Regions from separate parts of the Homo sapiens genome. Here region 2 is linked to region 1. Evidence: read pairs that join two places in POLR2A ChIA-PET (ENCODE). Cell type or tissue: PC-3. All regions are shown on one strand. Each heading gives the region's core, and the rest is flanking DNA. Links, peaks and the distances in the headings are about the cores only.

Region 1 (4,393 bases), core at 170-4,169:
GGAGTGTCACTTTCCTTTCTGAAGGTAGAAACCAGAAACACATTCTTGGCTGAACTGCTTCCTATTGTGGTTATTTTGATTTGTGTGAGGGCTGGAATCTCACTGAGACTGAGCGGAGTCTCGCTCTGTCGCCCAGGCTGGAGTGCAGTGGCTCGATCTCGGCTCACTGCAGGCTCCGCCTCCCGGGTTCAGGCCATTCTCTGGAATCTCACTGTTCTGTTGAGGTTATTTAGCAATCTAGATGTCAAAGCCAATTCAAATTTCATTCTTAACCTTATGGTTTATCCTCTTCAAATAGAAAGGTTGAATCTTTTAAAATTATCCGTGTTGATGCCATGTGGTGCTCAGGGAACCATCCAGTCCAATCTTACTACCACTTTTTTCTTGCTGCTGACAAGCCAGTCCAATCCTACTACCATGCTTCTTCCTGTGAACAAGCCAGGCCAATCCTACTACCGTTCTTCTTCCTACAGACAAGCCATGCCAATCCCACTACCACTCTTCTTCCTACGAACAAGCCAGGCCAATCCTACTACCGCTCTTTTCTTCCCACCTGCAGCTAGTTCTTTTCGCACCTTGGCAAGGTAAGTTCTTTGGTTTTTGCATGACTAGGAAGAGTGGTAGCTTCTCATTTTATTCTGTCCTTGGCGAGAGCTTAAATGCTTTAGTCCGAAGTAGCCTGACTAGATTGTCTGGGGCCTTGTAAAGCCTGCTACCAGAGCATCATCACATGGCTCATTTTGGAGTCCAAGGGGGTTTGGGAAACCAGACTCCTCCAGGAGAGGTTTACCTCAGCGTAAAACCAGGTGGCTCATCTGTCAGATCTTAACACTGGGCCCCTGCTGTCTGTTATCATCCCTAATTTGTGCCTTCTGTGCAGGGTCATGAGCCCAGTTCCATATATATGAATGTATAACCTGACCTAAATACCTTTCTCCTGAGTGGAGAGTAAGGTAGTCTTTGGCAATACGTGCCACACCTGAGGGGAGCCTCTCATCCTTCTTTTCAAGCTTCTGGTTTGACGGGAACTCTGGAGACAGGGTTGAAAACAGATCCCTGAGCTGGGGGTAGTCAAGGCTGACGGAGTTGCCAGTCTAATGACTCTTGACTTTCTGCCACTACCTACCTTCTTCCATCAGCTGGGTGGAAATATAGTAGGAAACTTTGACCACATTGCTAGATGGAGACTATGCTGGCCATACAAGGTGAGCCCTGTGTGAATATACATGGCCTAGCTGCCCTGTGTGGTGTTGGTCTCTTACGGCAGCTGTCTTTGTCCAGCTTGGAACAACTGTTCCCACTTGCATCAGGTGGACAGACTGGTAGGGTCACCAGTGCAAAAACTTTGATGTCATTTTTTTCCGAGACAGAGTTACACTCTTGTTGCCCAGGCTGGAGTACAATGTATGATCTCGGCTCACTGCAACCTCCACCTCCCAGGTTCAAGCAATTCTCCTGCCTCAGCCTTCCAAGTAGCAGGGATTACAGGCATGCACCACCACACCTGGCTAATTTTTTGTATTTTTAGTAGAGACAAGGTTTCGCCATGTTGGTCAGGCTGGTCTCGAACTCCTGACCTCAGGTGATGCGCCCACCTTGGTCTCCCAAGGTGCTGGGATTACAGGCATGAGCCACTGTGCCTGGCTGTTGTCATTTTTGACATGGGAAAAGAACCACTGGGAGCTACTCACAGGCTCTCCTGTTTCAGTAGTGTTTTTGGAACTCCTGGCTTCCCCTGAACTTTGCTCCAGGGAGGGATTAATCATGATGGCAAAGACTCAGGATGTAACAGGACAGTAATTAATTAACCAGGATCTGTCTCCCACTTGGATGAGTTGGCTGATGCCAGCATCCTGTAAGTACAATATCTGAACCAAGAGTGAATAATGTGGGTGAGAGTTGATGTAGGAGACGATGACCAGTGGAGCAGCTGCTTGAGTGCCGTCCCCTCATCTTTTCCTTATTTCCTGGGACCCTGCCTGGTGGAGGATCCCAGGTGGACTTGTGAGTCCCTGGTGGACGCATGCCTTTCCAGGTGTGGTCTTCATCCTGCCTGGGTTGTAGGAAGGCTCTGGGCTACTCTAGGATTGGCTGTCTTGCCTTCCTGTTCTTGAAATGGGTTGTGCTTGAGGCAAGGAGTTTCTACCTCTGAAGATGTTCAGCTGGAGGCACAGCTGTCAGCTGCTAGAGAGGAGATTCATGTCTGCATAATAACTTTACAGCTCTGATAAAGTCTGGATTTGATGACTTACATCGCCTGAGTGTGTAGGATTCTGTGCTCCTTGCCTTCCCTAATACAACTTAACACTTTCTAGATTTAGTTATGTGCTTGCTTTGTTTTTAGTAAATGTGTGTGTATATGTATTTTTTTTTTTTCAATTTTAGGTTGTTGAGGCATCTTCATTAAGCTGGAGTACCAGGATAAAAGGCTTCATTGCGTGTTTTGCTATAGGAATTCTCTGCTCACTGCTGGTAAGATTTCCCTTCCTCCTCTGTCTTTTCCTTCTACCTGTCTTTGCTATATATTCCCCCTTTTGTCCACCTCCTTTCCCCTTTTGCCCTTCACTAAAATGCATGGATGAGAGGAGAGGGGAATAAGGGAGGTGGGGAGGGAAACGGACTCCTCAGGGCTTCCTCTGGGAGCTCTGCTTGTGTGGCCGGGTGGGAGGGTTGCTCATGTGCAAACACTGTACTTTAAATTCCAGGGTACTGTTCTGCTGTGGGTGCCCAGGAAGGGACTACACCTCTTCGCAGTGTTTTATACCTTTGGTAATATCGCATCAATTGGGAGGTAACTGTTTTTTAAAAATCCAATTTTAGCCAATCATTAGATGGGAAAATGGATGTTGGTTGCCCTTGAGGGAGGTGAAAGAGGAGGCTCCAGTAGTTGTAAGGAATTTGGAGAGAAGTAGTTAGAATATCTCACATTCATATCTTATTATTTGAAAACATTTTATATCTTAGTTTGAAACACCTGGGAGAAAGCAGCAAATGTTTTGCCATCGTGATTTTACATGTACAGAAACTGCGACACAAAGCAGTTCAGTGATTTCTCCAGGGTTTACAACCCAGTCCTCCTGCTTGCTGTATTCTTACTGCTGTCAGAGATTGAGTTGATGGTTTTCAAAGGGCTCATCACTCCAGTGGCCATAAGGGAAACTGGTTTTTATTTAGTGTCAGACCTTCCCAGACCTGAGTAGCAGCTCATGTGGGCAGGGCATCTGAGCGCTTCCTGGAGGTGGGCAGCCCATTCTGCATGTTGTGGATGCACACATTTTCCAGGTCAAGCTCATTCACACTGATGCTTCAGTCACACTGGTGCCAACAACTCCACCCTCTCCAACTGGGAGCACTGGCCTGGCCTCTACCTGAATGACCTGCAGGAACCTGAGCTCAGTCATCTTGTTTCCCCCTTTTCCCTTCCCTTGTGTCTCTGTAAATGGCTTCAGAGTCCTGGGGGTCCAAGTCTCCCCTCCATGATTCCTCACCAGGGCTTGATGTAACCCTGTCTTACTGGCTCCTTCCTCTTTGTCCCCATGGCTGTTTGTGCTTCACTGACTGACTTGCATGCTCAATGGGTAAGCATTGATCACACTCTGTGCTGGGCTCAGAGGATACAAAGACAAGTCCAGTTTGGTCCCTGCCAGGCAGACAGACATATAACTCATGATATAACAAGATATGGAAAGAAATTCTCAAGGAGGGGCAGCCGACACGACCTGAGTCAGGGAGGGCTTCCTAGAGAAGGTGATATCTGAGCTGGCCTTAGCTTTGGCCTGTTATCACCCTTACCTGAGCAAGATGCATCTGCTTGGTCTCTCTGTCTCCTCCATTGCCCCTCTCAAGGCCATTTTCCACTGAGCTGTAGAGCCATTCGTTTATAGCCCTGCTTAGCCCCCTCAAGTGGCCCCCTGTTTTGTCTGTACAAATGAAGTCCAAATTCCTCAGCACGCATACAGTCAAGCGTCTTTGAGATCTGGCTTCACCGTTGTCCCATTCCCTATCCAGTGTGCTTCCCAGCCAGGCTGAACTTCTTGCATTTCCCAAAATGCCGTTGTGCCCTTGTTTGGTTGTTTTCTGTGCCTGGAATGCTGCCCTATCTGTACCTCCCCTGGTTTGGTAGATACTTGCTCATTTGTTAAGACCTGGCTCAAAAGCTACCTCTTCTATGAAGCTTTTCCTGATTACCTCCTCCTCTCCAGAATTGATGACCTCTTCCTTTGGACTCTCAGTATCACATCTATATTTATGTGCCAGTGCAGGTAGCATTTTATTACACTGACTTGTTAGATCTGTAAGCCACTTGATAAGGGCTGCACGTGTATCTTGTCCCCAGTTGTACCCAAACTTAGCTCTGTGTCTGGCTGGAAATGGGGGATGTTAATTAAATGAT
Region 2 (4,393 bases), core at 309-4,308, 98 kb before region 1:
ATGTACAAAATGGAATTCACATCTCTGCTGCTACCATCCCACTATGCTATTCCTCATGTTTTTCTCTACCCTAGATAAAACATCACCACCCACCCAATCTCTCAGGAAAGAAGCCTAGGACATCCTAGGCCACTCCTTAAGGGAATCCTAATGGGGTTTAGGCCCTGACTACACTTTCTGACTGTGTCACCATGGGTGTATTAATGAACATGTCTGAGCTGTGGATTTCCATACTGACTCTCTAGGATTGAATGAGATAGTGTGTGTAAAGCAGTTGGTTCCATTTCCTATCACAGACATCCAATGCATCACTAGTTCTCAGTCAAAACTTCATCCTCACTGCCACTACCCCAGCTCAGAGCCTCACCATCTTTTCCCTGGACTACTAACAGGCATTTCTCTCTTCTTCTTATTTTCGATCTCACCCCCACCCTTACCCCCCACACCAATCTCTCCTCCCAACTATTGCCAGACTGATTGTCCCCTACACAGCCAGACCATTTCATGCTATTCCCTGCCACCTGCAGAATTTATTCATTTGCAAATACCCTCTACCTCGACCATCCCAAATTGCTCACAGTTCTCCAAACACTCACTGTTGTTCTCAACTCTGTGGCTCTGTACACTGTTATCACTGCCCATAATGCTGTCTCTTCCTCCTCACCCACCTGGAGAAGAGCTCATCCTTAAGACTTGGTTAAAAAAAGAAAAAAAAAAGTTACTATAAAAGTCAAAGAAAATATAGATTGGTTAAAGTGACAAGGAGGGAAAATAAATAAAGGAAAAGCAGAAATTTAAAATATTTTTAAATGGAGAAAAGCAAAGAAAGAATGGAGAGAAAAGAGAAAATTTAGGAAAATTTACTCTTGAAGTAGGAGGGGACTTCCTAAGCAAGACAGAAAACTTGAAAACAAAGAAAAGTGATAGAGTTTTCACTTCATAAAAATTAAATACTTCTGGACAATCAAAGGTACAATAAGCAAAGTTGGGGAAGAAGACATAAAGATGTTTGATTTATTAACAAGAAAAGGATTAAAGACCAGAATTTAAAAAGAGCCTCACAAATTGATGAAATTACAAACAACTCAGTTAAAAAAATTGGCAAAGAATTTGATGGAGGAATTAGAGGAAGTGTAAGCAATCAATTTAGAGTAAACTTGGAAGAATACATCAGCATTTAAAATGCACATAACTGGCCAGGCGCGGTGACTCAAGCCTGTAATTCCAGCATTTTGGGAGGCCGAGGTGGGCAAATCCCCGGAGGTCAGGAGTTTGAGACCAGCCTCGCCAATATGGTGAAACCCCTTCTCTACTAAAAATACAAAAATTAGCCAGGTGTGGTGGCGCACGCCTGTAACCCCAGCTACGTGGGAGGCTGAGGCAGGAGAATCACTTGAACCCAGGAGGTGGATGTTGCAGTGAGCCGAGATCATGCCACTGCACTCCAGCCTGGGCGACAGAGCAAGACTCTGTCTCATAAAAATAAAATGCCCATAACTGATATGAAATGGTCTCCAAGCCGGGCGCTGTGGCTCTCGCCTGTAATCCCAGCACTTTGGGAGGTCGAGGCGGGCGGATCACGAGGTCAGGAGATTGAGACCATCCTGGCTAACACGGTGAAACCCCGTCTCTACTAAAAATACAAAAAAATTAGCCGGGCGTGGTGGCAGGTGCCTGTAGTCCCAGCTACTCGGGAGGCTGAGGCAGGAGAATGGCGTGAACCCGGAAGATGGAGCTTGCAGTGAGCCGAGATCGCGCCACTGAACTCCAGCCTGGGTGACTGAGCAAGACTCCGTCTCAAAAAAAAAAAAAAGAAAAAAAGAAATGGTCTCCAAGATCTAGATTGAACTTTTTTAATGCCCTATGTAGAACAGAGCATATAATATGCTATCATATTTATTTCTGAAAGAGAGAAAACAGAAGGCACATTTTTAGGTTTGTTTTTGTTGTTGTTGTTTGTTGGTTGGTTTTTTAAGATGGAGTTTCGCTCTTGTTGCCCAGGATGGAGTGCAATGGCACAGTCTCGGCTCACTGCAACCTCCGCCTCCTGGGTTCAAGCGATTCTCCTGCCTCAGCCTTCCAAGTAGCTGGGATTACAGGTGCCCACCACCATGCCCGGCTAATTTTTGTATTTTTAGTAGAGATGGGGTTTCACCATGTTGGTCAGGCTGGTCTCGAACTCCTGACCTCAGATGATCTGCCTGCCTCGGCCTCCCAAAATACTGGGATTACAGGCGTGAGCCACTGCGCCCAGCCCAGAAGGTACATTTTATTTGCTTGTAGGGGCATGGACTATTTCTGAAAGAATGCACAAAAACTGGTAAAATTAGTTATACCCAAAAAAGGAAAAAGAGGGCTAGGAAAGAGGAGTGGGAGGGAGATGTTGCCTTTTATAACTTTTGAATGCTATACCTTTCCAATTCACTACTTATTCTCAAACAAATAACCTTAAATAAATACAGTAAATAATTCAGTCTCTTTTTCTACACAATCTTCCAGACCTCAATAAACAAAGATAATTCTGCTTAAATAACCACTTAAAATGTACATTTCCTTTGACCCACAGATCCCACGTCCAGGAACAATTTTTACCCAGAAATATTGTACATGTACACAGATAAAGATACACAGAAAATCTAAATTAAATTGGAAGCCAATCTATGAGTCCATCAAGAGGGGAATGTTTAAATAATTTATAGGGAACCGATACTATGAAATACTATGTTATTATTAAAAAGAATGAAGTACAATGTATCTGTTATTGTTATTGAATGACTTCTAAGTCATATTGTTAAATCAGAAAAGTAAACCACAGAGCATTATTATATGACCCGATTTATGTTTTTCTTTTTTTAACAGACAGGATCTTACTATGTTGTCCATGCTGGACTTGAACTCTTAGGCTCAAGCGATCCTCCCACCTCAGCCTATCAAGTAACTGGGACTACAGGTGTGCGCCACCATGCCCAGCTTCATTTATGTATTTTTTCAAGTATATTCAATATATTCAGGTTGGTCCTAAAGTGAGAAATGTAGGTAATACTTTTTTATCATGTTTTATATAATAGCAATAAACTATATATTCACCTATGTTTCCAGGCTTGGTGACCATATTGAGCACACTGAAAAAGACCTAAAAAGACAGACATTTACAGTGGTTATCTCAAAGGTGGGGAGAAGGAGTAGAGAAGAGGTGGAGGGGAATTTAATTTATTTTCCTATATGTTACTGTGTTTTAAAATATTTACAGCTCTTAGTTTTGAAAAATTACTATATTCCATGAATGCTTTACATTATTTACCTAAGGTCACAAGTTTATAAGGGGCAGGGCTGGGAGGTAGGCTGTCTGACTTCAGATAGTGCTCTTAACACAGTGTTCTCTCACCCATTGCTTGAGTATAAAACAAACACAAACTAAAATAAAATTGAAATATACCTCCTCATGCTTTACCCCTGGCCAACTGCAAATTCCTTCCTTTATGCTCCAGCACTCCCTGAACATATTTGCCATGAATGCTATCCTCTCCCCTGCTGAGCACATAAAATGTGCAAGGAAATAGATTAAAACTAGTTGTAAGCCTTTTCTCTTGGTGTAGAAACAGAGTCATAGACGAGTACTGGGTGAATGAATGAAGTATGGAGTCATAAAGTCAATCCCTCCTCCAAACTCCAGGTAGCACTGATAGCTATCTCTAGTTCTGTTGATGTTTTTTGTTCTTATAGAAAAACAGCAAGAAGACACCATTTCTCCCCTGCTGTCATGCTTTACTGCATCTCAGAATGACAGTCAGTGCTTCCCAAGGTCTCACACAGAAGACGCAAGCAGCCTGCACACATAATTTGGTTAAACTGCACGCACATTAAAAAAAATGTTTTGAATCAGTTGCTATCTTTAAAAATATATGAAGCTTGTTTTCCGTAAAAATTTACAGTTTCCCCCAAAACTAAGATCAGGCAACCATGTGCTGGAGCCCCACCGCACCTGCAGCTGCCCCCTTACTGGAGACAGGCTTAGCAGCACACAGCTCCCACCCAGCCCTCCTGTCCACCCGCCTCCTGCACTCAGGCTTCCTGACTGGTCCCTGCTGGCAGTGGAGTTTACACCACAGAACTGTACCTCCTCTTGCTGACATTTAGGTCAGTTCCAGTTCAGCCCATTCTGTCTTCCTCGGAACCCAAACAGAGAGCTCGCAGCCCTCTGACCACACAGTGCTCCTTCACCTCTCAGAGGACGCACAGTGCACCAGGCTGCAACACAAAGAGAACGGTTCGGATATCGTTGCGGCCTTGGATTAGTTCCAAAATGTCAAGCGGGCCTCTTAATGAGGGGTCTCTATTCTTGATGTTATGGCAGTGGAGCTACAGGGCAGGGAGAAGCCCTGAGTTAAAGAAC

What was found. ChIA-PET counts read pairs that join two places held together with the same protein. Peaks named below come from ENCODE experiments on the same cell type or tissue, not always from the same donor. Only the 100,000 strongest peaks of a DNase experiment are listed, where the experiment ranks them.
Region 2: POLR2A ChIA-PET joins it to region 1 with 5 read pairs; 5 of 35 experiments call an interaction of 5 or more read pairs at or near these places.

Annotation. Positions count from the first base shown.
Region 1 is chr1:168,229,129-168,233,521 of GRCh38, forward strand. SFT2D2 (SFT2 domain containing 2) reads left to right here. Exons shown (of 8, transcript NM_199344.3): 2 at 2,386-2,472; 3 at 2,706-2,791. Among named protein-coding and RNA genes, the nearest start is that of SFT2D2, 5.3 kb to the left of the region's middle. In PC-3, for the core only: no CTCF peak of the experiment used is centred there; DNase peaks (open chromatin) are centred at 973 and 1,813; H3K27ac peaks cover 1,269 bases.
Region 2 is chr1:168,130,789-168,135,181 of GRCh38, forward strand. The region is part of intron 1 of GPR161 (G protein-coupled receptor 161); the gene reads right to left. Among named protein-coding and RNA genes, the nearest start is that of GPR161, 3.9 kb to the right of the region's middle. In PC-3, for the core only: no CTCF peak of the experiment used is centred there; no DNase peak of the experiment used is centred there.